Regions from separate parts of the Homo sapiens genome. Here region 1 is linked to region 2. A link is a loop called in an ENCODE intact Hi-C map of the cell type or tissue named here. Cell type or tissue: endothelial cell of umbilical vein. All regions are shown on one strand. Links, peaks and the distances in the headings refer to the core of each region. The heading gives the core; the rest is flanking DNA.

Region 1 (14,828 bases), core at 3,260-11,259, 64 kb before region 2:
TGAGGGTGGCTGGCAGGAACTATTGTTGAATTTTACCTAGAGGGTCCGTGTCCAGCAGCAAGTGGGGACAGGAGAATGCTAGGATACAAGGTCGTCCTTGCTGTGCCTTGGCCCAGCGAGTGGTCTCCATGTCCCCTCAGAGGGAGGGTGCATTCTGGCACGTGGCTGAGCGGGTACCCACCAAAACCCTAACGTAGAAAGCCCGGCTCCAGTCACAGCCTGCCTGGGACTGGCCCTGGCCCTGGCCCTGGCTGCCGCTCTCCTTCCCCCAGCTGAATCCTAATAGGAGGCACAGAATCCTAATACAGCCTCCAGGTTTCACAGATGGGGAAACCGAGGCGCGGTTCCCGCGCGTCCACGTTCAGCCCATGCCCGGGCTGAACCCAATTGCAACAAAGTCCCAGGGGCCTCCGGAGAAAACGTGGGAGCCTTCCCGCCCTGGCGGGCCCTTGCCAGCTCTCTGCTTCTCGGACACAGGCGGCGGGCGGGCGCGGGCCTCAGGGACCCGGCCGCTGGGGCGGGAGTCTCCAGGGAACCGTGATGTAACCCAGCGCCCCGGCTTGCAGGAGCGGCCCCCAGGCGCCGCCCGTGGCTTGTTTACTCGACTAGGGGCGCGGGGTGGAGTCGCGGCCACCGGCCCCGCCCCACCCCCCACAGTGCCCGCCCCTGCACCTCCCCCCAACCCCTCCACCCCAACGGCTGGACGGAGCCCCAGGGGCTGTTGGAGGCTTGCGGGTGTTGGTCCTGTTTCTGCCTTAGATGTTCCAAGACCTGGCGCAGTGGCCGAGCCACACGGGTGACTCTGAAAGGGCCTGAGTCCCCCACGAGCTCTCTCAGTCACGGCCCCCAAAGTAGCTCAAAAGAACATTCCAACGAAGTAAAATCCCGGAGCTTGCTATGCCTACGCAGCCTCAGGACAAGGGCCCTCCTATCCGGTCCCCCAGTCGCCGCATCTTCCCGGCCTGTCTCCTGCTCCTGTCTCCTGTTCTGTGATAGCCGGCACCGTGGGGAGCCCTTTTTTGGACTCCCCAAAAGTCTGCCTCAGGGGACAAAAACAGCATTTCCCAGGGGCTCTACTACTCCTGGCACAGAGAAAGAGAGTTTGCTCTTGGCTAGGCAAAGTTAACACCCTGAAGGGCTGAAGGGCAGAACTGCTTAGGGGTTGGGGCTCCTCACTTAGGGCAGCGATTCCCAGTCCTGGGCTCTTTCCAGCCCCAAGCCAGGGCCTGGCTCACTGGGGCCAGTGGGGAACAGCAGGGCTCCCTGCACACACAGCACCCTCTCGAACTGGGCTCTCCAGCCAGACACAGGCCTCCCACCCCTAGGGGAGAGCAAGAACAAGGCAGTGTGTGGCCAGATGGTAATGGATGGGAACAGATCTAGAGGGTGCAATGCTGATGCCAGCAAAAACCCCAACAGCTGTGACCTGTGCCCACTGCCAGGGTTTTCTCATCTAGACTCTCCATTCCCTGGTGAGGCAGGCAGGCTGCCTACAGATGAGGGAGCTGAGGCTCAGAGAGAGCAGGGGAGCCTGAGGTCACCCTAGGAAGTTGGCGACAGCTGCAACTAGGACCTAAACCCGTGTGCTAGTCTCTCATGCGCTTTTTTTTTTTTAAATAGACAGTACAATATGAACATACTTCATGCAATCTTGAGAGCCCAAGAGCCCTGTAACTGGGAGCAGTCCAGGAGGGCTTCCTGGATAAGAGGCCAGGCCTCAGCTAGATGAGGGAGGAGGGGCACGATTTGGAGAGAGAGGTGTGAGGTGAGAAGGCTTCTCTGAGGTGGGAAATAGGAAGAAAGGGGATGGGCTGGGTGGGATAGCACTCACCTGTAATCCCAGCACTTTGGGAGGCTGGGGAAGGGGATTGTTTCAGACCAGTTTGGGCAATATAGTGAGACCACCATCTCTACCAAAAATTAAAAATGTGGCACATGCCTGTGGTCCCAGCTACCTGAGAGGCTGACATGGGAGGATTGCTTGGGCCCTGGAGGTCAAGGCTGTAATGAGCCATGATCGTGCCACTGCACTCCTGTCTGGGTGACAGAGTGAGACCTTGTCTCAAAAAAAAGAAGAAAGGGGAGGTTAACCTGGGAAGAGAACAGCCCGGGAGCTGCAGGAAGTAAGGGTGCAAAAGATCTCACCAAAGAAGAGGGTCTGGGGGTCAGTCAGGGAGGAGGCCAGCCAGGGTCAAGAGAAGTTCCTGGGGAGGGGGTGTGGTGGGCAGATGCAGGATTGGAGACTACTGGTATTGGGGGCAGCATTTCCAGTCCAGCCTTCCACTGCAGACTCTAGCATTTCCCAGCCCTCTGGCTTTGGGTATGTTATCTTCCCTCTGTGGGCCTCAGTTTCCTCATTTATAAGATGGAGATCAGCTCCCCACGCTGCCCATGGCTGAGAAGGTGCTTTGTGACTGGCTTTACATACTTGAGGGTGTGAGGGACTCATATACCAATGTGACGGATAGGCTGGAGTCAGGGGAGACCTCTCCATGGGGCTTCTCCCTGCCATGTATTCCCTGCCCTTACAGAGAGAGGCCTCATACACTTGTTCCCTCCAACTCTGCCGGCATGTTGGGGAGGCCCCTAGGCTTAGTAAATATTTGTGTCTCTGCTCTAGTTGGTGGCTGCTGGAACATTCTGTCCTGCTTCTCATTCATCTAGGCTTCTGCCTCAGGCTGTGAAGTTACTGCAAGAGATCAAGAGCCCAGGGTGGGAACTTCTAGGTCCTTCGCCAGCCCCCCTCCTGCCTACTCCTGAGCCCCAGTTTATTCCTGGAGTTCAGAACCCTGTGCGAGGCCCTGTGCACTTTGGGAGGCTAAGGCAGGTGGATCACCTGAGGTCAGGAGTTCGAGACCAGCCTGGCCAACGTGGTGAAACCCCATCTCTACTAAAAATACAAAAATTAGCCAGGCGTGGTGGCATGTGCCTATAGTCATAGTCCCAGCTACTTGGGAGGGCAAGGCAGGAGAATTGCTTGAACCTGGGAGGTGGAGGTTGCCAGTGAGCCGAGATTGTGCCATTGCACTCCAGCCTGGGCAACAGAGTGAGACTCCGTTTCAAAAAAAAAAAAAAAGAAAGAAAGAAAAAAAAAGAAAAAAAAAGAAAGAAAGGAAAGGAAGAGAGAGAGAGAGACATGTGACTCTAAAGAACCTCTCTGGGCATGGTGGCTCATGCCTGTAATCCCAGCACTTTGGGAGCCCAAGATAGGAGGATTGCTTAAGCCCAGGAGTTTGAGAACAACCTGGGCAACATAGTGAGACCCTATCTCTAGTTTTAAAAAGAACACCTCTCCTTTTGCTGTGAGAAGAGCTAGGACATTGGGTCCGAATGTTAGCTCAGTAGCTGGCCTGATGTGTGGTTTTGGTTGAGTCCCACTACTTTTCTGAGCTTATTTCCTCATTCCTGAAAAGGTGGTGAAATGGTTTGGACCAGTGCCTGGCACTTACTAAGCTGTTTTCTTCCTTAGCCTTCCTTCCATGCCTCTGCACTGTCTTCCTAGAAGTTTGGGCCTGCCCTATTTAACCAATTAAATTAACAAGGATAAGAAGTTTCCGACTTTTATTGGGTACTCTATACAGTGCTATGCTGGTAAATGTTAAAAACCAGCTCTACATACATTTTTTTAAAGTTCTAGGCCAGGCGCAGTGGCTCATGCCTATAATCCCAGCATTCTGGGAGGCCGAGGCAGGTGGATCACCTGAGGTCAGGAGTTCAAGACTAGTCTGATCAATATGGTGAAACCCCATCTCTACTAAAAATACAAAAATTAGCTGGGTGTTCAAGGTGGCACGCACCTGTAGTCCTAGCTACTCAAAAGGCTGAGACAGGAGAATCACTTGAATCTGAGAGGCAGAGGTTGCAGTGAGCTGAGATCACACCACCGCACTCCAGCCTGGGCAATAGAGTGAGACTACATCTAAAATAAAATAAAATAAAATAAAAGTTCTGTTTTGCAGTGTTTGCCCTATTTCCGTGCTGTTAATACTCACCATGGCCATTTCTTTTTTTCTTTTTTTCTGAGACAAGTTTCGCTCTTGTTGCCTAGGCCGGAGTGCAATGGCAAGATCTTGGCTTACTCCAACCTCAACCTCCTGGGTTCAAGCTATTCTCCTGCCTCAGCCTGCTGAGTAGCTGGGACTACAAGCGTCCACCACCACACCCAGCTAATTTTCGTATTTTAGTAGAGACGGGTTCGCCACATTGGCCAGGCTGGTCTCGAACTCCTGACATCAGATGATCCACCAGCCTCAGCCTCCCAAAGTGCTGGAATTATAGACGTGAGCTACCGCGCCCGGCCCACCGTGGCCATTTCAAAGCTACCAACATGACATCACAGAAAGTGAACTGTGACCTAGTGAGAGCTGGCAGGCCACAACACAGCACTGCCTGTGGGATTTGCTATATAATTTGCAAGGCCCAATACAAAATGAAATTGCAGGTTCCCTGTTCAAAATGCATGGGGGAATGTCTTCCCTTTTTTCCATGATGCCTCTCACAACCTGTCATGGTGTTGCGTTTTTTGGTAATTTACACTTAATGTTCTTACTCCCTCCAGCTCGGGACACGCACAGGGCAAGAGCGGACCTTCACAGATCGGGGAGGTGGCACATGTGGAACCTAGTAACTACCAGGCTCCCCGTTCCAGCAGCCACCAGACAGACTTATTGGGAAGTAGAGGCAGGCATCTTCCCTTCCTAAAGGCCCACAGTCCCAACTATGTCCCAACCTCGTAGCCAGGAGGCACTAGGGACTGGGATAGGAGTGGAGAGAGGCTCACCCTCCCTAAGCCACCCACTGAACATGGCATATTGCTGCCAGCCTGGGACAGGACGGCCACCACCTGTCCGCTCTGACACTGTGGGGTGCATGTACTTGGCCCTGGCGCACCCACCCCCACCCAGGCCCTCAAGGGAGCAAAGGGTGGCAGTGTTGCAGGGCAGGGGTGACAAGGGGGCTGGGTGGCACTGGGGCACCAGAGGTTGAGGGAGTGGATAGCCAAGAACTCATTCCAGGGAAGCATGGAGGTGGCAGGAGGCATGACCATGCTTCAGGCCAAGATTCCAAGCCCTCAGCACGTGCTACATGACCCCATTGGACTTCACTTACAAAAGACAAATTTGGCTGGGCATGATGGCTTACACTTGTAATCCCAGCACTCTGGGAGGCCGAGACAGGTGGATCACCTGAGGTCAGGAGTTCAAGACCAGCCTGGCCAAGATGGTGAAACCCCGTTTCTACTGAAAATACAAAAATTAGCCGGGCATGGTGGCACGTGCCTGTAATCCCAGCTCCAGCTACTCAGAGGCTGAGGCAGGATAATCATTTGAACCCAGGAGGCAGAGGTTGCAGTGAGCCAAGATTGCGCCACTGCACTCCAGCCTGGGTGACAGAGCAAGACTCTGTCTCAAAAAAAAAAAAAAAAAAAAGACAAATTCAAAGTTAAATTACGAAGAATTTCAAAGTACTGCTTGGTCCTAGTGCATTCAACCAAGCTTGGTTGGGCCCTTCCAAGTGCAGGGCTCTGTCTGTGGGCTGCACTGAAGGGGGCCTTACTATATGTGTTATCCAAGTGAGATAAGAATGGGTGGGCAGGTTGGCTGGGCATGGTGGCACATGCTTGTAATCCCAGCACTTTGGGAGGCCGAGGCGGGTGAATCAGCTGAGGTCAGGAGATCGAGACCAGCCTGATTAACATGGTGAAACCCTGTCTCTACTAAAAATACAAAAATTAGCCAGGCGTGATGGCATGCACCTATAATTCCAGCTACTCAGGAGGCTAAGGCAGGAGAATTGCTTGAACCCGGGAGGCGGAGGTTGCAGTGAGCCGAGATTGCACCACGGCACTCCAGCCTGGGTGACAGAGTGAGACTCCATCTCAAAAAAAAAAAAAAAAAGAGTGGCCCAGCAGGATCATTCCTTAGGAACTTTAGTCTTTTAGTCCCCACATTAGAGAAACCTGGGTGCCTTGAGGGAAGTAAAGGCCAGGTGACTCACCTCCCTCCTCAGAAATCTCCCCTACTTTGGGGAAGCATGCACGCAACTTGGCAAAAACTTGTCAAACAAAAAAATACAGCCTTTGTTACAGAAATTTATCATCCACCATCTGCACCATTGCTTCCATTTTTATATCTGCATGGTGCCGCTTTTCTCTTTTTGAGAAATACTTTCCAAAAATTGACCTTTTGTTTCTAAACAGGTGAAAGATAACATTTTGAAACACTCAATTCACTGCCCATCTGTGCAATGTATAATTGGTTGCATTCGTTGGTCTAGAGAATACCCACAACTGTAAAAGTTTTCTCCATACTGATATTTGTCCTGGGGATTGAAGCCAAATTATTGACCTAGTTTTAGTAAATCTAGAACAACAGCTTTTTGGCTTAAGAAATATTTCCATGTATCAAGAATAATCATTCCCTTGACATGAATGAGTGATGGCCCAGGCATCAACTTCCTGACAAAGGGAATTTGAAAGGGGCGCTTCTCAAACCACGCTGGCCCCAGTCCAGGAAGGTATAGTTTCCATTTCTCAGGAGTGGCCAGATGCTCTGGGCCAGCTGCTGGAAGGGGTGTCTCACCAGGGAAGAGGGCTGCAAATGTGGGCAGAGGACGAGACGCCCCCACAGCCTGTTGATGCAAGCAGCCCCACTCTGCATACCCCCAGCTCTGTCCAGATGGTAATCCCGCTGCTGGGAGCCCAGGCCCAGCCCATGGCTCTCAGGACTGTGTTGCATTGTGAAAGAAGGGCAGGAGCCTCACTGGGGCAGGTCAGCACTCACAGAAACATACAGACATACAGGCAGGAAGCAGCCGGGGAACCTTGTCCTGAAGTGTGTGCAGGTGCAGTGGACACAAACCACCTCCATGGCATGTTGATAAAAGCCACATGGTGAAGGAATAGTGGGCCTTCTCCAGCATGTTCTTCTATAGGTTTCCCCACAGAAATTCAAACCATAGGCTGGGCGCCATGGCGCATGCCTGTAATCCCAGCACTTTGGGAGGCTAAAGCTGGAAAGATTGTTTGAGCCCAGGAGTTGAAGACCAGCCTAAGCAACATAGTGAGAGCCCCCCTCTCTACAAACATTTTTTTTTTTTAATTAGCCGGCCATGGTGGCACATGCCTGTAGTCCTAGCTACTGGGGAGGCTAAGGCTGGGGGATCACTTGAACCTGAGAGGTCAAAGTTGCAGTGAGCCGTGGCCATGCCACTGTACTCCAGCCTGGGCAACAGAGCGAGACCCTGTCTCAAAAAAAAAGAAAAAAATAAGAGAGAAACTCAAACCATAGGCTGTTTGAGTCTAAACCTGGCCCTGTGTACTCCTTAGTGATTTTGGGCAAATCCCAGGGCGTATCTGAGCCTCACTTTCTCCATGTGTAAAATGGGAACATGATGCATATCTTCAGGATTGAGTTGAGTATTAAACAAGTTGCCTGTGTTTATGTTCATGTGTAGATGTTGGACACAGAGCTGGCGCTCAATACCACAGGATGGAAACAGGGTGGCTATTATTATCATTAGCAATCAGATAGTAGAGAGAAGGTCTGACTCACTTCTGTGTGCTTTTTCTGGTACACAGGATGTGGTACTGGGAAATGTGGATGGAACTCTTGGGCCTTGGCGGGCTGTGTTGAGAGAGTGGTTTGTGGCGACATGGTAGGGAAAAGTAGGTGACTGTGCTGGGCCTTTGCTGGCCTTCTTCCCCAGGAAACAGAACTGTGGGGGGCAGGGACGGTGGCGATGTGGAGGAAGCTCATCCTTAGCCAGCCCCCTCATTTCATAGATGGAGAAACTGTGTGTCAACCCATGATGAACTCATTACACCAACCTCTACTGGCCTCAGAGTAATTTGTGGAACTCCAAAATTTTGGAGCCCCAAAAACTGGAGATGCAAACCCTGGGTGCCTGTTCAGATTCCCCCAGCAATCTGCTTCATTTCTCTTGATTGGCATAAGACCAGTGCCAGGTCACTCCTCCGTTTTTAGAACTGGATAACATTCCACATCAAAAAAGGTATGAAACTGGCTACTGAGGAGTTCGGTGATGAAACACAAAAGTATGGATGAGTTAGCTCCCCGCACCTGCCAGGTGAAACCTGACCTATGAGAAACAGGAGATGGGAAGGAACTGGGAAGGTAAGTTCTCCCTCCTTTTTCTCTCCTTGGACTGCTCCAAGGTGCAGTTCCCTGCATCCCTCTGGACAAGTCCCCATGCAGAGCGACATGCCTGCTGAGCGACCTGCTGTGTCTCACCCAGGCTAGCCATGAAGCTGTGGCCAGCACAGTAGCACATCAGCCACTTTGCATTCCATCTGCCCTGGCCTTACTTCCCTCATTCTTCACTCTCACCATCCTGGGCTGGCATCTCCCAGATAAAGTATTGGCACTGTTCCCGGGGAGCAGCCCTATGTAAACCTATCCCTAAAGGCTGAGGAAGCTGAGAGGCCAAAGACAGAGGCTGACAAATGTAGTTTCTCTGAAAGAAACATTTAATAATAACTTAGGCACAGAAGCCATTGTCTCAGTAGCTGCAAGAGGAGATGGTGGAGCCCTGCCATTATCCCCCAGACCAAGGGCTTATATACCATAGGGAAAGAATGTGTAGGACAACTGAAGTTGGCCCTGCAGGGAAAGGCAAAAGTATTATGTGAATCTGCCTAAGGGGAGGATTTACGCTCCCCAAAACAAAAAATAAGATTGTTTTGACCTAGGAGCAGGGTTTATGGTAGCAGTAGATAAATTAGAAGTCTTAGAGGCATTCTTTGAACAGGGGTTAATCAGAAGTCAACATGGCAGGTTGGCATCCAAGATGGAGTTGCTTTAGCCTCCACAGCCACCTTAATCCTTGACCCAAGCTCTGTTTTTTAGATGACCCAGGCTAAGATGGGTGGCATTCCAAAATCATTCATATTATAGGATTATTCAACATAAAGGTACTCAATATATAATAGAATTATTTCATCTATTTAGATAAAAGTTTCTGTCCTGCAGAAGAGACATGGGAGGCACTGCCTGAGGAGCAAACCGAATTAACATTTTCCATCCCAGGAAAATACACATAACAAAACAGACATTAGTCACCTTTTTCAGCACCCAGTATCAACCTGGCAACGCTCAACATTCTTCCTGTTGGTCCTTGTTGTCTTTGATCTACTCCAGGTGGGGAAGGATGACCTCCGAATGATTCACAATGGGGTCTCTGGGCAAGGCAAAGAGCAGATAGTCACCCAAGACAGGCCTGTTGAGCTTTCTTCAGGGCTCATTGAACGTAACCAGACAAATAAGGAGGGTTCTTTGAGGTAGGCCTGCTGGACGTCCATCAGCAATTCCTTCTGAGATCCCCTCCACATATACAAACACACACAAAGACAAGGACAGAAGGCCTTCCGAATCAGATACCTAACCAAGAACTCTAAGAGTATCCCTTCCAAACTATCCTATTCTTTGTCTGAGAAATCACCTCAAAATCTTCCTGAATGTGGAGGTCTCCTGAACCAAGGCTCTTCCTACTAGTTAGGGAGAGCCAACCACCCCCTGCCAGGAGCCAAACCGAGACAGACACCCCATCCTGCAATGGGGCTATAGACACCCTACCATGGAACTACAGAACCAGTCAGGAGAAGGAAGGAGGCATTGGCAGAGCCTAGGATACTCGCCAACCCAGACACCCTGCAACGGGGCTACAGACACCCTGTGACAGGGCTACAGTTGAGGGACATCTCCCCAGGACTGTTTCTCTACTACAATTAAATCCATGCACATTGGGTCAGCAGCACCCTACCAGTAGAGTACCAGAGTCGGCCCCCAGTCCAAAAGAACTAGGCAGCCGCTTGGGCTGGCCTCTGGATCCATTGCTAGAGAGGGGCCACCAAACCCAGGCAGGTAGCCACAAGGGCAATCCCAGATGAGCCCCCAAATTTGTAACCACACAAGGAGTTCACCTTGACCACTGCCTAGACAGAGCCAATTTATCAAGACAAGGGAATCGCAATAGAGAAAGTGTAATTCACACAGAGCCAGCTGTGCAGGAGACCAGAATTTTATTATTACTCAAATCAGTCTCTTCCAGCATTAAGGGAGCAGAGTTTTTAAAGACAACTTGGTGGGTTGGGGGAAGCCAGTGAGCCAGGAATGCTGATTGGTCAGAGATGAAATCACAGGGAGTCGAAGCTGTCTTCTTGCACTGAGTCAGTTCCTGGGTGGGGGCCACAAGATCAGATGAGCCAGTTCATCAATCTGGATGGTACCAGCTGATCCATCAAGAAAAGGGTCTGCAAAATATCTCAGACACTGATCTTAGAAGCAGTTTAGGGAGGGTCAGAATCTTGTAGCCTCCAGCTGCATGGCTCCTAAAACATAATTTCTAATCTTGTGGCTAATGTTAGTCCTACAAAGGCAGTCTAGTCCCCAGACAAGAAGGTGGTCTGTTCTGGGAAAAGGCTGTTACCATCTGTTTTAAACCGTAAACTATAAACTAAGTTTCTCCCAAAGTTAGCTTAGCCTACACACAGGAATGAAAAACAACAGCTTGGAGGTTAGAAGCAAGATGGAGTCAGTTAAGTTAGATCTCTTTTACTGTCTCAATCATAATTTTGGAAAGGCGGTTTCAGTAAGAAAGTTCGGAGTTATTACAGTCTGCAGTGGGGACCTATTATGGTGTGAATGTGTCCCCAAAATTATAATTAGGAGATGATTAAGTCATGAGGGTAAAGCCCTCTTAAATGGGATTCATGTTTTTAGAAAAGAAGCCCAAGGAAGCTTCTTTGCCCCTTCCATTAAGTGAGGATGAACCGCCATTGCAAAATTGTAACTGAGCCAGTGAAAGAGATCTGACCTAACCGATTCCATCTTGCTTCTAACCTTCAAGCTGTCCTTGTTCCTTCCTGGGCGTAGGCTGAACTAACTTATAGTTTGAAACAAAGAGTTAACAGCCCTTTCCCAAAACAAATCCCCTTCTTGTCTGGGGCCTAGACAGACTGCCTTTGCAGGACTAACAAATCAGCCAAAAGATTAGAAATTCCAGTTTAGCATGCAGCCAGAGTCTACAAGATTCTGATCCTCCCCAAATCACTCCTGGGATCTAAGTGCTTAAGATATTTTGATTTTAAGAACCTAAGATCAGTGCTTAAGATATTTTACAGACACTTAATGGATCAGCTTGCACCACCCAGATTGATAAACTGGCTCATCTGATCTTGTGGCCCCACCCAGGAACTGACTCAGTGCAAGAGAACAGCTTCAACTCCCTATGATTTCATCTCCCACCCAACCAATCAGCACTCGCGACTCACTGGCCCCTACCCACCAACTTATCCTTAAAACTCTGATCCCTGAATGCTTTAGGAGACTGATCTGAGTAATAATAAAACTCCGTTCTCCCACACAGCTGGCTCTGCATGAATTACTTTTTCTCTATTGCAATTCCCCTGTCTTGATAAATCAGCTGTCTGGGCAACGGGCAAGGTGAAACTGTTGGGTGGTTACAAGGACACAGAAGCCACTATCTATGAGGAACAGGCCCTCTCCAGACACAATATGCTTCTCAGCCTCCAGAACTGTGAGAAATACTTTCTGTTGTTTATAAATTACCCAGATATTGTATTATATTAGGTGAGTGCAAAAATAATTATGGTTTTTGCATTTTTAGAACTCACTGTTTGATATTAGAATACATTCTTAAATAAATGTGGTTATGTTATACATCATTTTAATGGGCATTTCTCACTTTATGTTTTTTTGCTTATGACTTGTTACTTGCTGTTTATTTTAGACTATGGAAATGATGTTAGACAAAAAGCAAATTCTGGCAGTTTTCTTACTGGAGTTCAAAATGGATCAGAAAGTAACAGAGACAACTCACATCAATGCATTTGGCCCAGGAGCTGCTAATGAACGTACAGTGCAGTGGTGGTTCAAGAAGTTTTGCAAAGGAGATGAGAGCCTTCAAGATGAGGAGAATAGTGGCTGGCCGTCAGAAACTGACAACTACCAACTGAGAACAATCATCGAAGCTGATCCTCTTACAGCTACCTGAAAAGCTGCTGAAGAACTCAACATCTACCATTCTATGCTCATTCACATTTGCAGCAAATTGGAAAGGTGAAAAAGCTCGATAAGTGGGTGGCTCATGAGCTGATGAAAACTTTAAAAATCGTCATTTTGAAGTGTCATCTTCTCTTATTCTACACAACAATGAACCATTTCTCGATCGGATTGTAACATGCAACAAAAGTGTATTTTATACAACCAGCGATGACCAACTCAGTGATTGGACCAAGAAGAAGCTCCAAAGCACTTCCCAAAGCCAAACTTGCACCAAAAATGGGTCATGTTTGACAGAGCAGGAGCATCGCCATCTTGGACAAGCCCCTCATTCTAAAGTTCACCTTAATAAAAAACTGCTTAATCCAAAGGGCATCAGCCTAATGGCTAAGGTCAGCATGACCATAAACCACAAATAACATCTCCAGACAGAAACATTCCAAACTCCTCCCTGACCACAGACATGCTAGCCCCAAGATAACCCCACACCAGGCCGGAAAGATGTCTGCCCCAAAATAACCTCCCCTCCTCCCAGAGAGATTCCAACCCTGCCATAAGCTTCTCCCTACACATAAACATTCCAAGCTTCTGATAAACCCCCTCACCCTAAAACCAATATATCCTCTTAGTCTGTAAGAGAAAGCGCTTTTGACCAAAAAAATCGGCCAGGAGCACCTCTCAGGTTTTATCTAAAGAAAACCAGCCAGGCACGGTGGCTCACGCCTGTAATCCCAGTATTTTGGGAGTCCGAGGTGGGCGGATCACCTGAGGTCTGGAGTTCAAGACCAGGCTGACCAACATGGAGAAACCCTGTCTCTACTAAAAATACAAAATTAGCCAGGCGTGGTGGAGCATGCCTATAATCCCAGCTACTCTGGAGGCTGAGGCAGGAGAATGGCTTGAACCCAGGAGGCAGAGGTTGCTGTGAGCCGAGATCACGCCATTGCACTCCAGCCTGGGCAACAAGAGCGAAACTCTTGTCTCAAAAAAAAAAAAAAAAAAAAGAAAGAAAAGAAAACCTGTCTTTAACTGTCAGCTGTGTTTCGTGTTTCTTTCCTCTTTCTTGAACTTTTACAATGGTCACTGTTTGGTGGTCCGATGCCAGTCTGATCCACTACAGCTTTCTGGATTGGAAAACTGTTACATCTGAGAAGTATGCTCAGCAAATCCATGAGATGCACCAAAAACTGCAATGCCTGCAGCCAGCATTGGTCAACAGAAAGGACCCAATTCTCCACAATAATGCCAACCATATGTTGCACAACCAACGCTTCAAAAGTTGAATGAATTGAGCTATGTATGAAGGTTTGCCTCATCTGCCATATTCACCTGACCTCTCGCCAACAAACTGCTGCTTCTTCAAGCATTTTGACACTTTTTGCATGGAAAATACTTCCACAACCAGTAGGATGCAGAAAATCTTTTCCAAGAGTTTGTCAAATCCCAAAGCACAAAAATGTATTCATTGTAATGGTTCCTATTTTGATTAATAAAGATGTGTTTGAGCCTGGTTATAATAATTTAAAATTGGCCGGGTGCGGTGGCTCACGCCTGTAATCCCAGCACTTTGGGAGGCCGAGGCGGGTGGATCACGAGGTCAGGAGATCGAGACCATCCCGGCTAAAAACGGTGAAACCCCATCTCTACTAAAAAAAAATACAAAAAATTAGCCGGGCGTAGTGGCGGGCGCCTGTAGTCCCAGCTACTTGGGAGGCTGAGGCAGGAGAATGGCGTGAACCCGGGAGGCGGAGCTTGCAATGAGCCGAGATCCCGCCACTGCACTCCAGCCTGGGCGACAGAGCGAGACTCCGTCTCAAAAAAAAAAAAAAAAAAAAAAAAAAAAAAAGATAAATTCTCTGACACCAGGTAGGTGTCCAACAATTAAATTCTGATACTATCTATCCGTAGTAAGCACAAGATCCCACAAGTTAAAGGGCTCAGTCCCACAAGAGTGCTTCAGAGGCCAGCACAAGTGGGCTGCCCAGGCTACCCACACTTCCACTAGGCTGGCTAAAAATTGGGAGTTCCCATGACCACCCCCTAAGTTCTCTAACTTCCTAGAATGACTCACAGAACTCAGGAAAACACTACTTACATTTACAGGTTTATTAAAAAGCATATAAAGGAACAGCCAAATGGGAGAGATACCTAGGTCAAGGTATGTGGGGTGTGGGTTGTGGCAAGTCCATCGAGGACACCCACTCCCCACCTGCAGCACTTAGAAGCATTCATCGACCTGGAAGCTTCCAACCCTTATTGTCTTTATAACCCAATCTTCAGGTCCCCTCCCTGTTTCCACCCTCTAATCACGTTTCCTCTTTCTAGTGAGCAGCACCCTGTAGCTATCTAGGAGCCCCACCCAAAGTCACCCCATTAGCATAAATTCAGGTATAACAAAGGGGCTTGTTATGAATAACAAAACACACTTCTATTACTGAGAAAACACCAAGGGTTTCAGGAGCTCTGTGCCAGGAACCTGAGACAAAGACATACATATATACTATTGATGTATATACATAATATGTTATATATCATATATAAAAAATACTATATAGAAATATTATATCCAAAAAAAATTATATCTATATAATATCTCAGATTATGCCACAGGTTCCCTAGGGCTGTTGCCATTCATTTCTTCACATGATTGGTTATATGCAAAGTAGCTAAACTTGTTGATCTTGATAGGATTAATGCATATGTTGGCTCCACAAACCTCTCAAATCTGGCTGTAGTTCTGATAAATGTGCAAATTAGGCCAGGCGCAGTGGCTCACCTATAATCCCA
Region 2 (14,828 bases), core at 2,975-10,974:
AGTAACATGGCCACTCCTGGGGAACTTGTGGCAGGGATCCCAAGGTGAAGCAGCACAGATGTCTACAAACTGTGTAGTGACAGTGGCTCAGAGCCTCCAGACTCCTACCTCTGCATGGTGGCCTCCTGCCTTCAACAACTCACTGGGCCTCATGAAGATGCCTTCCATGGCTTTCCAGTCGTTGCTCGGCTTGGCTAGGCCAGACCATGCGTCTCTTTTTGCCCACTGATGGGTCCACCATATCGTTCTCCTGTGACAGACAGCGGTTCCTCAATGGAAGAATGTTTGAACCACCCCTCACCATCTCTCACCCAGTAGGGCCCGTTACAGAGTATGGTCCAGTCATCCAGGTGACTACCTTCACCTTCCTCACCAAAAGCACCCACTTCCTGGTTTTCAGAAAGTTGTGGAGGTTTCAGCCAGTGTTGACATGTGTCAGCCGGATGGGCTGGCAGCACTTGATGGGGGTTCCCCTCTCACCAGCTGTGGTGATCTTACCCATATTCTCCAGTAACTGTTGCTGTCATCCATGGAGGTTACACTTGTCACTGACTGCTGCCCAGTACCTGACCCATAGAGCACATCGTGTGACTGCAGATGGACACTGTAGTGCATTTCGAGCAGCTTCACCATAGAGCCGCGAGTAACAGCCAGATTGGACGCTCCCACGGTGTTCCACAAACCCCCAGACAGCAGTAGCGGAACCACAGCCATCCTAGCTGGATTCGGAGCCCCAGATCTTCCAGAAATAAATTTTTTTTAAAGAAAGGCAAAACATATACTCTGAAAACTGAAACATTTGTTTAAAGAACTTAAAGATTGGCTGGGCCCCGTGGCTCATGCCTGTTATCCCAGCATTTGGGGAGGCGAAGGTGGGAGGATTGTTGAGCCCAGGAGTTCAAGAACAGCCTGGGCAACATGGTGAGGCCCAGCTCTACAAAAAACTAAAAAAATTAGACAAGGGTGGTGGCATACACCTGTAGTCCCACCTACTCGGGAGGCTGAAGTGGGAGGATTGCTTGATCCTGGGAAGTCAAGGCTGCAGTGGGCTGTGATTGTGCCACTGCAGTCCAGCCTGGGCGACAGAGTGAGACCCTGTCTCAAAAAAAAAAAAAAAAATGGGTAGCATAGTGGCTCATACCTGTAATCCCAGCTACTCGAGAGGCTGAGGCAGGAGAATTGCTTGAACCCGGGAGGTGGAGGTTGCAGTGAGCCGAGATCACACCACTGCACTCCAGCCTGGGTGACAGAGCAAGACTCCATCTCAGGGGAAGAATATTACAAAAATTATCTGGGTGTGGTGGTGCTAGTCCCAGCTCCCTGGGAGGCTGAGGCACAAAAGTCCCTTGAACCTGGGAGGTGGAGGTAAGCCGAGATCGTGCCACTGCACTCCAGCCTGGGCAAGAGAGCAAGACTCTTATCTCAAAAAAAAAAAAAAAAAGGAAAAAAGAGAGAGAGAGAGAATCTGAGCCAGATCAGTATTAGACCTCTCAACAGCAATATTAGAAACTAGAAGTTTATGAAACAATGCCTTAAAGTTGCTGAGGGAAAATCATTATATACCCAGCCAAAGTATCAACCCAGTGTGAGGGTAGAAAATAAGACATTTTCAGACAAAAAAAAAAATTGTCTTCCGTGAAAACTTCCTCAGGAAGGAACTGGAGGATGTGCTCCACCCTAAAAGGGCATAAACCAAGAAAGAAGAAATGGAACCCAGAAAAATCAGAGATCCATAGAGGAAAGAGAAGAAATGACGTTGCAGAATGTTGGCAAAGGGAAGCCTCTGGATGACGACTGTGCTGCTGATCTGGAAAGCTTCTGGCTCAGATGGAGGCAGGAGAACTGAGGGCTCCAGAAAGGGTGTCTCAAGGGAAAAAAAAATTAAGGAACTGGAACTGATAGTGAAAATCAGTATTGAGAATTATCTTACTGGGCTTTTGCAGAAGATCTAATCATGGGTCAAAGAAAATAAGCAAGTGAAAAAAATGAGACAATGATTAACTCTGTGGGGGAAAGGAGATTGAAAAAGATAGTATATTAGTTGTTTCAGCCATAAACACTTTTTAGTGATTGTGAATGTAACCAAGAGTTGTGGTGGTATGATATTGAAAGGAGAGGAGAAAGAGTGTAAGTGAACCTCCTCTGTCACAATAGGGAGCCCTAGAGACAGCATCTAAATTGGACCTCTTGGGAGATAACCAGAATTGAAATCAATGCTTTATTTAGGGAGTAAAAACCAGAAGAAACAACTGAATAAGTTGAAATGGCTGCTTTTGGCGAGCAGGCTGACGTGGGGTAAAGAGCGTGTTATTTTTGTTGTAATCCTTTAGCATTCTCTGACTGTAAATACTCTGTACACATTATTTTGGGGAATAAAAACTGACCAGAAGAACTGTGAGGAGAAGCCATGACAACAGTAAGGCTGTTTCCTTTTGAGATTTTCCTGTCTGAAGCAATTCTCCTTTGGAAATTGAGCAAACAACCCCTCCCCATTTTTTCTGCTGTCTCATGAAGTGCATTCTCACTCCTGTGAATAATCTTGGGAGGCAGGTATTGATAAGGGTTCTTGGTGCTTTGTGAAATAGTAACTTGCATGTTGGTGACTCAGAGCAAGACTCTATCTCAAAGGCAGAACAGAAGTCAAAATTCCCACTTTTAAAAATTTTATTATTATTATTTTTCAGAGACAAGGTCGCACTCTGTCACCCAGGATGGAGCCCAGTAGCCCAATTGTAGCTCATTGCAACCTTGAATTACTGGGCGCAAGCGATCCTCTTGCTTCAGCCGCCCAAGTAGCTGGGACTACAGGCGGGCCCCACCATGCCCAGCTACCTTTTAAATTTTTTATAGAGACAGGGTCTTACTGTGTTGCCCAGGCTGGTCTCAAATCTCCTAGGCTCAATCTGTCCTCCCGCCTTGGCCTCCCAAAGTGCTGGATTAACGTTGTAAGCCACTGCACCTAACTAATATTCCCCCCCTTTTTTTTTTTTTGAGACGGAGTCTTGATCTGTTGCCAGGCTGGAGTGCAGTGGCGTGATCTTGGCTCACTGCAACCTCTGCTTCCCGGGTTCAAGTGATTCTCCTGCCTCAGCCTCCCAAGTAGCTGGGACTACAGGTGCTTGCCACCACGCCTAGCTCATTTTTTGTCTTTTTTGAGACAGTCTCACTCTGTTGCCCAGGTTGGAGTACAGTGGTGCAGTCTTGGCTCACTGCAAGCTCTGCCTCCTGGGTTCACACCATTCTCCTGTCTCAGCCTCCCCAGCAGCTGGGACTACAGGCGCCCACCACCATGCCAGGCTAATTTTTTGTATTTTTAATAGAGATGGGGTTTCACCGTGTTAACCAGGATGGTCTTGATCTCCTGACCTCGTGATCCTCCCACCTCGGCCTCCCGAAGTGCTGGGATTACAGGCGTGAGCCACCTCGCCTGGGCTTTAATTTTTATATTTTTAGTAGAGACGGGGTTTCACCATGTTGGCCAGGATGGTCTCAATCTCTTGACTTCGTGATCTGCCTGCCTCGGCCTCCCAAAGTGCTGGGATTACAGGTGTGAGTCACTGTGCCCGGCCTAATATTCCCATTTTACGCACAAGACAACATAGACCTCAAAAAGGGAAGTAACTCTCCAAAATCACACAGCCAGTGAGTGGCAGAGCTGGAGTCCTGACTCTCTTTTCTGTTTTCACACAGCTGGCCTCAGGCCCAGGGACCTCTTGGCCTTCATGCTTCCACTTCTCCCCTCTCTCCCAGCTGACCCCACCTTGCCTTCAGACACTTTCCACAATGTCCCTGGCTCTGAGCCCCACCCGGAGGGGATCCTTAATGTGAGCTATAGGCTTGAGCCCATGATCTCGTCACAGACTGAGCTCTCATCCTGATCACTCACTAAGCCCTGATCCTACCACAGAATGAGTCTTGGTCCTGGTCCTAGATAAAGCACTGAACCTGGTCATAGACTGAGCCCTGATGCTGGTCACAGACTGAGCCCCAGCCCCTTGCCACCAGTTCCATTAATAATGTATACAATTAAACACAAGTCGGGCCTGGCACAGAAGTCATGGATGGCTGGGTACCATCCCTCTCCAGTGTTGCAGAAATCCTGTCTCAGGGACAGAGCTTGTGAGGCTATGGCCTGGCTAGATGCTCTGGCATCGTTTCCCTCCATCCTCCACCAGAATTTATGCCACAGCTTGTGCCCATTCATTTCTGTCCCCTCCCGCTGCCCTCCCTGTGTGGGTGGGGGTTTGGGCAGCCCATGGTAATAAGCATGGAGCAGGGGTTGTCTGTGATGTCATTCTTGCTCAGAACGAAGCATTCCAGCATGGACAGCACTTGTCCTGGCTCCCCTGCTATATAGAACTCACTGTTCCCCACCCTAGACCCTTACCCTCACCCCTTGCCAGGCCAGCATTCTGCAATATGATTTCCAGGAGCTTCCAGAATGCTGGCTTGTTACAGCTGCTGCCCTGCTCTTAGTGACCAGCATCTCCTTCGAGCAGTCCTCTGTGTCAGGTGGGAAGCCGGGCCGACTTCTGACCACCCTCAGCTCTTGTCAGCCCAGGGGAGGTGGAAGGTCAAGGGAGGGGCAGGGAAGGTGATGGAGCTGGGCAACTTGGAGGAGAGAAGGCAAGGAGGCAGAACGGGACAGGCGTCAGTGTATCACTGAGTCATAAAATGTCAGGGCAGGTGGGAAGTGGAAGGACTGGCTCTCCTCTGCTCTCCCTTGCTAAACAGATGGAGAACTGAGGCCCAAGATCCTACAGTGACTTAGGAGAAAAATGGGGCCTCACATGTGGATTACTGGTACCAAAGAACAGCAGATCCCATAGCTCCAGAGGCCAGAGGAGGACCTTAAGGGAAGGAAGACCTTCCTAATTATCTAAGTTGCCCAGCCCAGGGACCTCTGGTTGGAGGGGCACGGGGCTGTGAGTTCCCCATCGCCATGGGACTGTAGCCAGCACAGTCACAGTATGGCGGTGCAGCCCAACCCTGCCGGGGGTGGAGATTGGTTGCTTTCTTGGCCACGTTTCCTTTTGTGGGTTTGGAACCCAGATGTGCTCCCTGCACGGGATCTTGGGGTCCCAGAAGGGCCTGTTCTCCCTTCTCCCCCTACTAGATCCAGCACAGTTCCTCTGGGCAGCTCTGCTGCTGCTGCTGGCTGGCCACAAGGCACTCAGGATGTAGGAGGCATCTAGACCCACAGTCAGAGTATGTATTTGGGAAGGGAAATTGGGAGACGGTCCAGCCGAGCGGGGGCTGCTTATTGGAGCAGACTGGGTCTGAGAAAATCATGGTAGACAGGTGGGGACCTCGCCCTTCTCCAAGCCAAGGGGGTGGGCTGTGGTTTTCAGGCGCTTGGGCCCCTGCCTTGCTGCCACGCCCCAATCCTGAACTCTGCGGCCCACACCCCCCACAAAACCAAAGCCAGCTTTCTGGGCCCCGGTGGCTGTGTCTCCCTGGGCCTATTCTCTCCCCACCCGGGTGGTTTACATGCCTCTGTGCCATGAGGCTGGCCACTCTTTGAAAGCCGAGGGTTGCAGGGTGGGTTCCTCAGGAAGTGGATTTGGGCTCGGAGTTACTGTGAGGGATGTCTGTTAGGGAGAGCTCTTGCAGACAGCACCTGGAGAAGGGAAGGCAAAGAGGCCAAACTGGGCAGAGGGAGAAGAAGTCCAGCTGCAAGACAGGCCCAACCCTGGCCTCAGCTGCCTCACTGGGAGCTCCGAATGACCTGTCACCGCCCCACACAGGGCTTAAATAGCCGGGCCTGAATTAGTACCCAGCTGGATTAGTCCTTGGATATGAGGCTGCCCAGAGAAAGGCATGGGAGGCCGAGGCAGAGGAGGCAAATCTCTGCAGCTGGGGGCAATCCCTGGAGAGCTGAGCACTCACGACCCTCCCGCCGCCAGGGCCAGTCCTTCCTGAGGTACATCTGGACATCGTGTCTCTGGGTCTACTGTCCTGGGTTTTAGTGGGCTTTTGAGAGACGCTTGTAGAATAAATGAATGCATAAATGAAATAAGCCCCTCACACATGTTGGCCTCACTCTCCTCATCAATTGAATAGGGATAATACTTTCCACACTCATGCTGTGAGGGCTAAGCTCGTTGTAAACACCAAGTGCCATGGGCCTATGAGGCCTCCCCATCTCTCCTTCAGCTGAGGCCCCGAGGTTGGGGCTAGGACACGGAGGGGTGGGGTGGGCTTGGCAGTTCGTGGTTGCTGCTTCAGGGGAAACCACAGCTGCCTCTTGCTGGGGCAGTCAGTGAGGCCCAGGGGAGGGGAAGATCACATGCAAGGCGGGCTGTGGGCACTGAGTCACCACCCAGAGGGAAACCACGGCCTCAAGAACCCAACGCCAAAGGACAGGTGGCAGGTGAGGTGGGCGAAGAGCTAGCAGTCAGGAGCAGGTATCCAGACAGCCTCTTCACCTCAAGGTCCAGCCCTGTCCCATCCTGCGGGGCAGCATCTACTGTATGCTACAGGAGGGGCTGGCTCAGTCACAGATCTCTGAGCAACAGGACAGAGCAAGAGCTGAGTGACCCTGGGCAAAGAGCCATCCCTCTCTAGTTCTCCCCTACCCCTGGGAAAATAGGGACAATTCTTGGGTTTGAGAAAATTCATGCATGATGTCATCATCTGAAGATTTTGCTCATACGATGCTTTTACCTCATCATTACAGTCTAGAGTGCTGCTGTTTGTCGCGTTGCATTCATCTACTGATTGCTCTAATAGCTGTGAAATGTCTTCCTCTGTCAGTTTCCTTCTCTTTCCTCTTTGTAGGAAAATGAACAATTCTGAATTCTTAACTGTGTGCAATGAAAGCTAAAAAAAAATACAAAGATGATATCTCTGGACTTTTTACACTTTCTTGAAAGACGGTCCTAATGCTTTGGACAAGGCAATAAGAAAACTGAAAATTGGTGAAATAGCAATGACTCATGTCACTATTGAGTCATTCAGGCAATTCCATCATTCTTCTGTTTTCTTACTATTTTAGTCTTTTTTTCAAAGCATGGGTTGGGAATAATTGATGAGTAATGATGAAATAGTTCCTGAGGGAATACAATAGCAAAATGTTTTATGATATAGGAAAAATAAGATCATGAAGATCTCATAATATATTTTAGATTTACAAATGATCCAGTAGATCCATATGATAATTACAAGATAAAATAAGCTTCTTCTTTTTTTTTTTTTTTTTTTTTTTGAGGCAGGGTCTCCTCTGTCATCCAGGCTGGAGTGCAGCGGCTCACTGCAACTTCTGCATCCTGGGCTTAGTAATCCTCCCACCTCAGCCTCCCAAGTAGCTGGGAGTACAGGGGTGTGCCACTGAGCCCAAATAATTTTTGTATTTTTTCATAGAGGCAGGGTTTCACCCTGTTGCCCAGGCTGGTCTCGAACTCCTGAGTTTAAGCAATCTGCCCTCCTTGGCCTCTGGAAATGCAGAAATTACAGGCATGAGCCACTACACCCAGCCCTTCATTCTTTTTTATTAAAAAAAAAAAAAAGAAAGTGGACAGGTGCAGTCGCTCACGCCTGTAATCCCAGCACTTTGAGAGGCCAAGGCAGGAGGATTACCTGAGGTCAGGAGTTTGAGACCAGTCTGCCAACATGGTGAAACACTGTCTCTACTAACAACAACAAAAAAAAAATTAGCTGGGCATGGTGTCAGGCACCTGTAATCCCAGTTACTTGGGAGGCTGAGATAGAAGCATCACTTGAATCCGGGAGGTGAAGGTTGCAGTGAGCTGAGATTGTGCCATTGCACTCCAGCCTGGGCAACAAGAGCGAAACCCCATCTCAAAAAAATAAATGAATAAATAAATAAATAAAAGTTCTCTTTGGTTTTGGGAGACCTCCGTGAAAAAATAAAAGTAATAAAATAATCCTCATAAATCGTTTGAACTGCTCAAAAAAGAAACTTCAACCAGGCATGATGGCTCATGCCTGTAATCCCAGCACTTTGGGAGGTCGAGGGAGGCAGATCACTGAGCTCAAGAGTTCAAGACCAGCCTGAGCAACATGGCAAAACCCCCTCTCTACTAAAAATAAGAATACCAAAAAATACAAAAATTAGCCAGGCGTTGTGGCACGCACCTGTTGTCCCAGCTACTCGGGAGGCTGAGGCAGGAGGATGGCTTGAACCTGTGAGGCAGAGGTTGCAGTGAGCTGAGATTGTGCCACTGCACTCTAGCCTGGGAGACAGAGTGAGACCCTGTCAAAAAAAAGAAAGAAAGAAAGAAAGAAAGAACGAAGGAAAGGAAAGAAGAAAGAAAGGTTGGTTAAAAATTAAAATTAAAATTGGGTCTAATGGAGTCTGAAGGTATATTGAGAGTTAAAATGAAATTCCCCGAGGAGGACTTAGCTGAAGGTCCACCTCTCCCTGTGCCCAAATAGGGAGGAAAAAGTAGAGACTGTGATATGAAATGAGACCCCACCAAATGACAAATTATAAGCAAAAAATGCAAATAAATGCAAGTGAAGACGATATTGAGGACCCTGGTACTCCTGGTAAACATGGAATATGGGCTCCTTTGGGTGATTGGTATTCTAAGACAGCTGCCCCATCCTCCTTCCGGGGTCTCCCCTACAGCCCCTGTGGCTGGGAGACCCACGCCTGAAGGCTGTTCTTGCTTCCTTACTCCCTTCCCCAGCACTGACAGAATTCTCCTATTGCCCACTGGTGCCCCGAAGCTTGGCACACCAGCCATTCTGCTCTTGCTGCTGCAGGCAAGGGGCCCTCTGGCCACCCACGAGCCCTCTGGCCACCCACGACGTCCCTGTGAATCATCCTAGAGCAAGGTCAGTGACAGGCCCGGCACTGCTGGGCACCGGGAGCCCCAAGGGCTGTTTCCCACATAGGTTTTTGTGTTTTGTTTTTTTTGAGACAGAGTCTCGCTCTGTTGCCCAGGCTGGAATGCTGTGGCGTAATCTCAGCTCACTGCAACCTCTGTCTCCCGGGTTCAAGCAATTCTCAAGCCTCAGCCTCCCGAGTAGCTGGGACCACACGTGTGCGCCATCATGCTTGGCTAATTTTTGTATTTTTAGTAGAGACGGGGTTTCACCATGTTGGCCAGGCTGGTCTCCAACTCCTGACCTCAAGTGATCCACCAGCCTCGGCCTCCCAAAGTATTGGGATTACAGGCATGAGCCACCATGCCCAGCCTCCCACATGGGTTTATCATCAATTTACAATAGCCTCACAAGTGTTGGGGAAAACTGAGGCTCAGAGAAGGACGGTGACTTGCCTGGGGTTCCCGAGCAAATCATTAACAGAGCAAGGTTCATAACCAGACCTTTTGCTACCTGTTCAGAGCCTTGTCTTCCATGTATAGGCCCAAGGAAGCTCATGCCTTCCAAGGGTGCAGGGGGCACAGGCTACTTGAGCTCATGGGCCGCCTTGGGGGCTTGAGTCCAGAAGGTTTTCTTTCATGAGAAGAGACTGGATTGTGCTTGTTCATGGGAGGTAGGAGAACCCATTTGTTAAGAGCTCAGGCTCATGAGTTTACAGTATGTGGGTATTTATCCTGGCTGTACAACTTATTCCTGTGTGGCCCTCAGAAGGGAACCTAACCTCTCTGTGCCTTGGTTTCTTTACCTGTTGGGGTGGTGGGAGGTTGAGTCCTTTTGGTTGCCAGATCAGCAGGTCCCTTGGATTCCCTTGAGTCTGGGGGATTATTATCAGTAAGGGAGACAGGCCCTCACAGGACTCCAAGAGTAGGACCTGGACCTTGTCCAGGCATGGACCCTGGGGCTGGAGAGTGGTACTGCGTGTGGGCACTAGGGATTCAAGACAACAGGGTGTGGTGAGTGGTCCTATGGCACTTCCTGAGCTCTCTCAGCATCCGCTCCCTTCCCTCACAAACACCCCACAACCACCCTGCATTTGTTCAGCTTTTTCTTGTCCTCCCAGCTTCCGCAAACTCATTTTTTCCATTTCCTCATCTCTCAGCTTCCTGGGCATGACCTCAGAGTCCAGACAGCTTTGTGGCTGCTCTGAAACACACCCTTTCAACTTAGCCTCAACCACTCAAACCCCTGAGGGAGAAACCTGATTCCAGCCAAGGCAGACTCATTGATCTCAGATTTACCCTACCATGGTAAACAACCATAAATACTGGGCAAAATAGAATATCCAACAACAGTTTGTAGGCACTGGACAGCAGCCAATGCAGGGTTATGGTCGTTGGAGAAGGAATGCACATGAGGTGAGCCTCACTTTTTTTTTTTTTGAGACAGGGTCTCACTCTGTCCCCCAGGCTGGAGTGCAGTAGCATGATCTTGGCTCACTGCAACCTCTGCCTCCTGGATATAAGTGATTCTCCTGACTCAGCCTCCCAAGTAGCTGGGACTACAGGCGTGTGCCACCACGCCCAGCTAATTTTTGTATTTTTAGTAGAGATGGGGTTTTGCCATGTTGGCCAGGCTGGTCTCAAACTCCTGACCTCAGGTGATCCACCTGCCTCGGCCTCCCAAAGTGCTGGGATTACAGGCATGAGCCACCTCGCCTGGACAAGCCTCACATTTAAATTGCTTTCTCCATGAAGCCATTTCCCAAACTCAGGTGCAAGGAAGTGGACCAAGCAGGAAGTCACAGTCTCAATGGGCCAAGAAAATAAGTATCTGGCCGGGTGTGGTGCTCATGCCTGTAATCCCAGCACTTTGGGAGGCCAAGGTGGGTGGAACACAAGGTCGGAGTTTGAGACCAGCCTGCCCAACATGGTGAAACCCCATCTCTACTAAAAATGCAAAAATTGGCCGGGCGATGTGGCTCACGCCTATAATCCCAGCACTTTGGGGGGCCGAGGCGGGCGGATCATGAGGTCAGGAGTTCGAGACCAGCCTGGCCAATATGGTGAAACCCCGTCTCTACTAAAAATACAAAAATTAGCTGGGCGTGGTGGCATGCACCTGTACTCCCAGCTACTTAGGAGGCTGAGGCAGAAGAATCGCTTGAACCCAGGAGGCGAGCTTGCAGTGAGCCAAGATCGTGCCACTGCACTCCAGCCTGGGCAACACAGTGAGACTCTGTCTCAAAAAAAAAAAAAAAAAAAAAAAAAGCAAAAATTAGCCAGGCGTGGTGGCGGGTGCCTGTAATCCCAGCTACTCAGGAGGCTGAGGCAGGAGAATCACTTGAAACCAGAAGGAGGAGGTTGCAGTGAGCTGAGATTGTGCCACTGCACTCCAGCCTGGGCGACACAGCGAGACTCCGTCAAAGAAAAGGAAAGGAAAAGAAAGGGAAGGGGAAGGGAAAAGGGAACACCCAGATATTTTTTGTATTTTTTGTAGAGATAGGGTTTTGCCATGTTGCCCAGGCTGGTCTCAAACTCCCGAGCTTAAGTGATCCACCTGCCTCAGCCTCCCAAAATGCTGAGATTACAGGCATGAGTCACTGCACCCAGCCAAAAAACTGACATTTTGGACTGCAAAATATATTTGAAATTAAGAACTCACTGGATAGGTTTAGCAAAAGACTATATACAGCAGAAGGCAAGACTCGTGAACTTAAAGACCAGTCAATAGAAATTATTCAAATTGAAGCACAAAGCAAAAAGAATAATAGAAGGAAAAACAGAACTGAGTATAAGAGATGCACGGGATGTGCTCAAAAGGTCTAACATACGTGTTTGGAATTCCTTAAGGAGAGAAGAGAGGGAATAGGAGAGAAGCAGTATTTGAAGAAATAATGGGCTGGGCATGGTAGCTCACGACTGTATTCCAAGCACTTTGGGAGGCTGAAGTGGGAGGATCACTTGAGCCCAGGAGTTCAAGACCAGCCTAGCCAACATGGCAAAACCCTGTCTCTACAAAAAATACAAAAATTAGCCAGGCATAGTGGTGTACAACTGTAGTTCCAGCTACTTTAGTGGGAGGATCAGGATCACATCAGCCAGGGAGGGTGAGGCTGCAGTGAGCCATGACTGCACCACTGCACTCCAGCAGCCTGGGCAACAGAATGAGACCTTGTCTCAAAAAAAAAAAAAAAAAGAAAGAAAGAAAAGAAAAGAAAAGACAAAGAAGGCTGGGCGTGGTGGTTCATCCCTGTAATTCCAACATTTTGGGAGGCCAAGGAGGGCGGATCACCTGAGGTCAGGAGTTCGAGACCACCCTGACCAAAATGGTGAAACTCTGTCTGTACTAAAAATACAAAAATTAGCCAGGCATGGTGGCTCGTGCCTGTAATCCCAGCTACTTGGGAGGCTGAGGCAGGAGAATCACTTGAACCCAGGAGGCAGAGGTTGCAGTGAGCCAAGATTGTGCCACTGCACTTCAGCCTGGGTGACAGAGTGAGACTCTGTCTCAACAAAAAAAAAAAAAAAAAAAAAGAAAAAGAAATAATGGCTGAGAATTCCACAAATATGATGAAAGGCATCAAGCCATAGATTCAAGAATATCAATGAGCTCCAAGCAGAGTAAGCATAAAGTAAACTACACTTAGCCTCATCACAGTTAAATTACTGAAAATCAAAGACAAAGTAGAAAGTCTTAAAAGAAACCACATTTTAAAAGAGAGAGAGAGACAGAGATACCAGCAATACAACTGATGGCAGACTATGGAAGCCAGACAATAATGAAATGACATCTTTAAAATGCTAAAAAGAGTTGGGGACAGTGGTTCACACCTGTGATCCCAACACTTTGGGAGGCCGAGGCAGGCAGATCACTTGAGGTTAGGAGTTCAAGACCAGCCTGGCCAACATGGCAAAACCCCATCTCTACTAAAACTACAAAAATTAGCTGGGCATACTGGTGCATGCCTGTAATCTCAGCTACTCAGGAGGCCGAGGCATAAGAATCGCTTGAATCCAGGAGGCGAGGCTGCAGTGAGCCGAGATTGTGCCACTGCACTCAAACCTGGGCAACAGAGCCAGACTCTCTTCCAAAAATAAAATAAAATAAAATGCTAAAAAAAAAACCTGCCAAGCTACAATTATATGCCCACTTCAAAAAATAAAGTAAAAGAAACATGTTGTCAGACAGACAAAAGCGGAAAGAATGTGCTTTGTTACTAGTGCACATCTGCACTATAAGAAATACTTGAGGAGGTTTGCACGGTGGCTCATGGGTCCTGTCTCAGCACTTTGGGAGGATTGTTTGACGCCAGAAATTCAAGACCATATGAGCAACATGGTAAGACCACATCTCTACAAAAAATAAAAAATTGGCCAGGAGTGGTGGTGCACACTTATAGTCCCAGCTACCCTGCAGTTCGAGGCTACAGTGAGCTGTGATTGTGCCACTGCACTCCAACCTGGGTGACAGAGCAAGACCCAGTCTCAAAAAAAAAAAAAAAAAGAAAAGAAAAGAAAAGAAAAGAAAAACTAGAGAAGGTTTATTTTTGTTTTTGTCTTTTATTTTTTGAGACCAGGTCTCGCTCTCGCTCTGTCACCCAGGCTAGAGTGCAGTAGCGCTGTCACAGCTCACTGCATCCCTGGCCTCTCGGGCTCAGGCTATCCCCCTGCCTCAACCTCCTGAGTAGCTGAGACCACAGCCGTGCACCGCCATATCCAACTAATTTTTTTTAAGTATTTGTAGAGATGAGGTCTCCCTATGTTGCCCAGGCTGAGGGAATTTTTCAGGCTGATGGAAAATGAGCCCTGATGGTACTGCAAGAAGGAATGAAGAGCACAAGGAAAGAGTAAAAATGTGTCCAATGAGAATCAAATATTGGCTATTTAAAACAACATCTCATAAGATTTTTCACATAAAAGCAAGTATATGAGACCCAGTGTGGTGGCTCACACCTGTAATCTCAGCACTTTGGGATGCCCATGTGGAAGGATTACTCGATGCCAGGATTTTCAGACCAGCCTGGACAACATAACAAGACCCTATCTCTATAAAAAATTTTAAAAAAAATTAGCCAGGCACAGCAATGCATGCCTGTGGTCTCAGCTACTGTTCTCAGCTACTGGAGAGGCTAAGGCAGGAGGATCGTTTGAGCCCAGGAGGTTGAGGTTCCAGTGAGCCAAGATCATGCCACTGCCCTCCAGCTTAGGCAACACAGGAAGACCCTGTCTCAAAAAAAATCAAAAAAGTAAATATATGACAACAATAAAACCAAAGAGGGTGGGTACTAAATGGGAGTTAACTGTTATAAGGTTATTGCATCATTTAAGTATAAATTGTAAATGTTCTAACTTAATGTAGATTGAAATAAATCAAGGATGCATTTTATAATCTCTAAGATGACCACTAAAATAGTAGTAAAAGAAAATGCAATTAAAAAGCTAACAGTAGGCCAGGCACAGTGGCTCGTGCTTGTAATCCCAGCACTTTGAGAGGCTGAGGCAGGCAGATCAAGAGGTGAGGAGATTGAGACCATCCTGCCCAACATGGTGAAACCCTGTCTCTACTAAAAATACAAAAATTAGGCCAGGTGCAGTGGCTCGCGCCTGTAATCCCAGCACTTTGGGAGGCTGAGGCGGGTGGATCACGAGGTCAGGAGTTCAAGACCAGCCTGGCCAAAATGGTGAAACCCCGTCTCTACTAAATATCAAAAATTAGCTGGGCATGGTGGCACATGCCTGTAATCTCAGCTACTCGGGAGGCTGAGGCAGAAAAATTGCTTGAACTGGGACCCAGGAGGCAGAGGTAGCAGTGAGCAAGATTGTGCCACTGCATTCCAGCCTGGGCTACAGAGCGAGACTCTGTCAAAAAAAAAAAAAAAAAAAATTAGCTGGGTGTGGTGGTGGGCGCCTGTAATCCCAGCTACTCCAGAGGCTGAGGCAGGAGAATGGCTTGAACCTGTTGAACCCGGGAGGCGGAGCTTGCAGTTAGCCAAGATCGCACCACTGCACTCCAGCCTGGCAACAGAGCAAGACTCC

What was found. Peaks named below come from ENCODE experiments on the same cell type or tissue, not always from the same donor. Only the 100,000 strongest peaks of a DNase experiment are listed, where the experiment ranks them.
Region 1: a loop joins it to region 2, with 3 times the contacts of the local background. A loop is called at or near these places in 6 of 110 quality-filtered maps.

Annotation. Positions count from the first base shown.
Region 1 is chr15:75,164,385-75,179,212 of GRCh38, reverse strand. No RefSeq gene overlaps it. Among named protein-coding and RNA genes, the nearest start is that of C15orf39, 30 kb to the left of the region's middle. RefSeq lists enhancers at 1,581-1,680, 1,237-1,796. In endothelial cell of umbilical vein, for the core only: no CTCF peak of the experiment used is centred there; a DNase peak (open chromatin) is centred at 7,472.
Region 2 is chr15:75,100,147-75,114,974 of GRCh38, reverse strand. LOC124903529 (a long non-coding RNA gene) reads right to left here and starts at 8,127. Exons shown (of 2, transcript XR_007064720.1): 1 at 8,098-8,127; 2 at 2,647-6,822. It also overlaps the pseudogene LOC100128721. RefSeq lists enhancers at 1,751-1,820, 1,841-1,890, 1,921-2,010, 3,936-4,005. In endothelial cell of umbilical vein, for the core only: no CTCF peak of the experiment used is centred there; DNase peaks (open chromatin) are centred at 6,304, 6,954 and 9,944; H3K27ac peaks cover 4,932 bases.